Regions from separate parts of the Homo sapiens genome. Here region 1 is linked to region 2. A link is a contact called in ENCODE Hi-C or POLR2A ChIA-PET data. All regions are on one chromosome and are shown on one strand. The core of a region is the stretch at or near the end of the contact, and the rest is flanking DNA. Distances in the headings are between cores, read along the strand shown.

Region 1 (2,700 bases), core at 53-2,552, 3.6 Mb before region 2:
GGCCACCCCAGGGGGTCGGTCCCGGGGGATAGCTGCCCCACCGTGGCTGAAGATCTCGGCTGCAGACCAAGGAGGGGCGGGGAGATTCTGAGGCAACGTTTCAACCTCGTAAGGAACCGAGGCCTTGAGGGTGGCCGGGGGCCCCTCTGTGAACTTGATCGGGGCTGGTGGGGCGAGGGCGCCCCCCAGGACAAGGTGGGGACGGAGGTGTCGCCACAGAGCACAGCGGAAACCGGGGACTTCGCCAGGAGGGCCCAGGATAACGGAGGGCGACTCGTGTATGTCGCGGAGGCGGCTCCGGGGACCCGGGACTTGTCGTCGCCTTTGTGACAGGAACCGCGGAGGAACGCCAGGCCTCCCCTGCATCCGCCTCGCCCCGGACAAGGTGAGGCTCAGACTTCCGCGCCAGCCCCGCCCCGCTCGTACACAAGCCCCGTCCTCCCGACGCCCGCCTCCGCCTCCACCGCCTCACATTGGACAAGGGGAGTGGCTCGAGGGTGGCCTGTTGGACTACACCCAATGGAATTCGGGGGGCGGGCCAAAGGGGCGGGGGCAGGGGCGGGAGGGGGTGGCCCCCGTCCCGGAGCACGCGGCGGAATCCCGGGACTGCACCCAACTCAGGATGGCAGTGGCGCCCTGGGGTCGCGCAAAGCGGATCGGGACCCCTGAGCCCGCGGTGACCTCCAGGCTGGACATCCGGGTCTCCAGTCGCCCTCGCCCCCAGAAGGACTTAAGGCGGGGGTGGGAGTGATCCCTTGTTTTAGGACTGGAGGTCCCCACACCCAGCTCCGAGTTAGAAGAGAGGGTCCCGGCCGGGCGCGGTGGCTGACGCCTGTAATCCCAGCACTTTTGGGCAGATCACCTGAGGTCGGGGTTCGAGACCAGCCTGGCCAAAATGGTGAAAACCCGTCTCTACTAAAAATACAAAAATTAGGCGGGCGTGGTGGTTGGGCGCCTGTAATCCCAGCTATTCGGGAGGCTGAGAGAGGAGACTCGCTTAAACCCGGGAGGCGGAGGTTGCAGTGAGCTGAGATCGTGCCACTGCACTCCATCCTGGGCGACAGAGCTAGACTCCGTCTCAAAGAAGATGCGGTCCCTCACCCTGTGGAGACTTGGGGGACAGCGGTGCCCCGTTTCCCTTAAATCCCTCAGACTCCTCCCGACCCTCGCGCTCCCCTCAGCGCCCCCCTCCAGCGCCCCCTCCAGCCGTTTGGGAAGGACCCCGTGCCATTACCCCACAAGTCTCCCAGGGATGGAGTGATTATTTGTACCCAAAAAAATAAATTCCCAAGGGCCCCCCGGGGGCTCCCTCTCAACCTATTCTGGCGCCTGGAGCAAGCCTTACCTGCAGTCCCCGCCGCGGCGAGGAGCAAGGCGACGGTCCAGCGCAATTTCCAGCCCCAGGGCCCCATGCTCGCAGCCTCTGCCAGGCAGTGTCCCGACCCGGATCACGACCTGCTGTGTCCTAGCTGGAAACCCTGGCTTCCCGCGATTGCACTCGGGGCCCACGTCATTTACAGCATTTCAATGTGAGGTTTCTAGCAGGGGGAGGAGTTTGCAGTGGGGTGATTTTCAAATGTCTTCACCTCACTGCAAGAGGAGGAGTTTCGAACGGCCGATGTGACATCGGCTTTTTAACCCGTGAAGCTCTGATTCCCACTCCAGTCCTTCGAAAGTGTCGCCAGGGCAGGCGACTTGATTTGTTGTATTTGGGTCTCCGGTGAAGAGCTGACGCCCCCTCAAAATTGGAAACGCATCTTCTGAAAGATCCTCCTGAAATTTCTCGATGTTTAACTGTTAACATTTTGCTGTTGTTGTCCACAGAAGGATAACAACAGCCTTTCAAGATCCTCCAATAGCCTAATGCCATTGTCCTCTCTGCCTCAAAAGGAAAACACTAAAAATGTTGGGAACTTCCGCCACTTTCTATATTTGCCTTTTCCTTTCTAGGAATTGTGTATAGATTTTTAGCTTCCTTTCGTTGTATATTGTTTTTACATTGTTATTCCAAATCACCTAATAGACACTGATCAATCAGGAATTTAAATAAAATCTTCACAAAAGTACAGCCAAAAAAATATTTTTTGTTTTGTGGGATCCCGCCTTTGGCTGAGTATAAACATCTGAAAAATCAATTGTACGGATACCTGGAGTCTGGACGTAAATATTGATTTCTCCCCTTAGGAGAAGGAGTTGAACAAACAGAAGGGCGGTTTCCTCTCCCTCAAAGCAAAATCAAAACAAAACAGGGCTTTCACAGTTGAACTTGAACCCCTAAGCCACAGAGAGCTGGTGGAGACCAACTTTTAGAATTGAGTCTCTTTGGGGACTCATGGGGTTGCCAGAGGCCTCTTGCCAAAAAGGCACATGTGAGAAACTTGCCTGAACCCCACACAGGGCTGGGCAGTCTTGGCGGTTCCCCCAGGAATAAGCTGGATTTCTCTGGGATTTTGCAAACTGACTTTGGCAGGCAGTGCTAACCTCTCAGCAGGATTTTAGGGAAACCTAGGAGACCAGGCAGAAAAGGGACAAATTGAACTCTCAGAAGGACAAAAAAAAAGATTAATCAGGGAAAATAATTTTTTAATTATTTTTATTATAATTTTTTAAATAATTATTTATTATTTATTTATCATTATTTCCAGCTGTCACTCAGGCTGGACTGCAGTGGCGTGATCACAGCTCTCTGCAGCGTCAACC
Region 2 (2,700 bases), core at 165-2,664:
TCTGAGATATTGACTTGGGAACAAATAGCTCAGATACTCCAGTGGAAGGAGAAGGTCACTGAGGTAGCCCTCAGGGAAGAGATACCCTAGAGACAGCATGTCTGGTGTGGAAGAGCTCTGAGAGGAGAGTCCAGAGATGTCTCTCTGAAACAGGAAGACTTTCTTCTTCTTCTTCTTCTTTTTTTTTTTTTTTTTTTTTTTTTTGAGACAGAGTCTCACTCTATTGCCCAGGCTGGAGTGCAGTGGCATGATCTCAGCTCACTGCAACCTCCACCTCCCAGATTCAAGTGATTCTCCTGTCTCACCCTTCTGAGTAGCTGGGATTACAGGCCCATGCCACCACGCCCAGCTAATTTTTGTATTTTTAGTACAGATGAGGTTTGCCATGTTGGCCAGGCTGGCCTCAAACTCCTGATCTCAGGTGATCTGCCCGCCTTAGCCTCCCAAAGTGCTGGGAATTACAGGCATGAGCCACAGCGCGCAGCCAATATGGGAAGACTTCCACAACACTTTGGTGTAAGCTGATTACTCAAAAGGCCCCTGAGATAACCCCTAATACCAGGTCACACCCAGCACAGCCTTACTTCTTGGCAATGTTGAGCATCTTCAGTTTCTTCCTCATGCGTGGCCGGGAGGTGGCGGAGACAGAGGTATCCACGAGGGAGGAGGTGGATTGTGACACCTGGGAGAATGAAGGCGGAGATGGGTGAATTGCTAATTCAGACCTTGGAGAAGAGGCAGACGGATCCAGGGGGTCTCCATCAAGGAAGGAGCGGTGGCGGACACTAAGAAGTGTAAATAGGGAAGGGGCGCGGCCTCTGTGTGGTCAGGGCGGACCCCAGGGGTCCCGGACTCACCTTCCGCATAATCTTCCGGCCATAGAAGAGCACTTTGTCCCTCTTCCGGAACCGATACCGGGGGCCATCCGGGGCTGGGGTTTCTGGGGATAGGTGGGGACAGGGGCACTCCGAGCTCTGTGCAGACTCCACCCTGCCAGAGCTGGGGTACCGCGAACAGACGCCAGCAAATCCCCATCTCTGCCGCCTCGGGACCCGGGCATTTGGGCCCCCCACCATACAGCCTCCCAAGAGGGGCCCCTCGGGTGCTCACTTGGCACTCGCAGCCTCCGCACCACCAGGAGGATGAGCACGGCCGTGACCACCACCGCCACTCCGGCCCCGATCATCACGCCAAGCACCTGAGGGACGAACGGCACTGGCTGCGCACCGCAAATCCGTCCCGCCGAGCCTTCCCCGGGCGCCAGGACGTCCTGGAACCCATCCCTCTCCGCCACCTTCGCCCCCGAGGAGTTCGTAGCCAGCCCGTGACTCGATGTCCCCATCTGCAGAATGGGCCAGTGCTGCTCCCTCCCCGGGGGCGCGACTCTTCCCTGAGGCCCGGCGGCCCGCAGTGCATGCCGGGAAACGTAGTTCCGCCCGAGCGGACGCAGCGCGTTATCGCCAGACCACGTAATGCGCGCTGAGCACGCCGGGAGTTGTAGTCCTCTTGGCGCCCCACGCCGGCACCTACCCGGTCTCCGCCCCACCCCTTACCATTCCAGTTTGCAGCGGAGCCTCCATCGGTTGATTCCAGCTGGACGGCCGATCTGGTAGCCCGGAGTCCTGGGAAATCAAGGAGTCGAAGGAACCCGTGCAAGTCGTCAATCTGGGCCCACCTCTCCCCTGCCTCAAGCCCTGCCCCCAGCTCAAGCCCTGCCCTCTGGGGTGGCGGGGGAAGCGTCTCCAGCTGCCAGGGGCGAGGCTAGAGGGGCGCTGCGGGACTAAGGGATGGAGCAAACCGACCTCTCGGCCCTGGCCAGGAGATGAGGCGGGTCCCCGGCTTCCTGCTCCCTTCGCCTACGCGTAGGGCCTACCAGACGCCCGCCTGTCCAACCCCACCCCGGGGCCAAAGGCCGACCTGGTACCCACTGTCAGCAGCCTGCAGGCAGGTCCCCACAGGGCACGGTCCTCTGCACCTGGTGACTTCCTCCCGGGTCACTGCCCTCTGCAGGGTTGATCAAGCCTGACCACCCCACCCCCCAGGCCGCACCCCCTACTCCGTCGAAGACTGAATGCCCCACCCCAGGAAAACGGGCCCGCAAACCGTGGGGTCCGGGAGTGGGCACCTAGATACTCGGCTCCCGACGCAAGCCTGCCCCGGGGAAGACCCAGGAGCTGGGAGGCACGGGAGTACTGCCGGGGCATCCGCGGAAGGCGTCTGATACCCACGTTTCAGAAGAGTCCTGGGATGCTTGGGGTGGCGTGGGCTTGCAAGGCGCTGCTGGTTTTTGCCGGGGATTTACTATCACGTAGTAGTGAAGTTATGGGGGCTCTATGGCACAGAGCATCACTGGGACTCCGGGACCGATGGTGGCGCCATTGCTGGGAGGCGTAACCAGAGACGCTGGGATTAGTGGGTGGGGATGCGGGGTCACTGGAAAGTTACTGAGATTCTGAGGATTACAATACTACTGCTGGGAAAACCAGGAGGTGGGTGGGCACATTCCTGGGGTGCTTATGAGAGCGGGCCTGGGGAGGGCGTCCGGGCTCCTTGGAAGATACTGAGAGATGCTGGAATATTACTGGGATTTTTCTGGGAAGCTGAGGATGTTTCTGACATCGCTAGAATATTAATGGAAATTCGGGGGCCGGGAGATAGGAATCCCGGAGACTCCGAGTCGTTACTTGGAAAATTCCTGGG

The links. Hi-C counts contacts between places; a loop is a spot of excess contacts on that map. ChIA-PET counts read pairs that join two places held with the same protein, here RNA polymerase II (POLR2A). Pooled maps may share reads with other maps.
Region 1: a pooled map shows a loop between it and region 2 (7-fold over the local background). The contact joins the promoter of LDLR-AS1 here to the promoter of PNPLA6 in region 2. A Hi-C loop is called at or near these places in 1 of 50 pooled maps. POLR2A ChIA-PET finds 5 or more read pairs at or near these places in 2 of 52 experiments (activated CD8-positive, alpha-beta memory T cell and activated T-cell).

What each region holds. Positions count from the first base shown.
Region 1 is chr19:11,088,261-11,090,960 of GRCh38, reverse strand. LDLR-AS1 (LDLR antisense RNA 1) reads left to right here and starts at 1,302. Exons shown (of 1, transcript NR_163945.1): 1 at 1,302-1,893. It overlaps LDLR (low density lipoprotein receptor), which reads right to left and starts at 1,498. Exons shown (of 18, transcript NM_000527.5): 1 at 1,346-1,498. The coding sequence starts at 1,412. RefSeq lists enhancers at 158-337, 55-648, 649-1,244 and a silencer at 408-667.
Region 2 is chr19:7,534,431-7,537,130 of GRCh38, reverse strand. PNPLA6 (patatin like domain 6, lysophospholipase) reads right to left here and starts at 1,414. Exons shown (of 32, transcript NM_001166114.2): 1 at 1,111-1,414; 2 at 858-940; 3 at 585-682. The coding sequence starts at 1,342. RefSeq lists an enhancer at 1,340-1,579.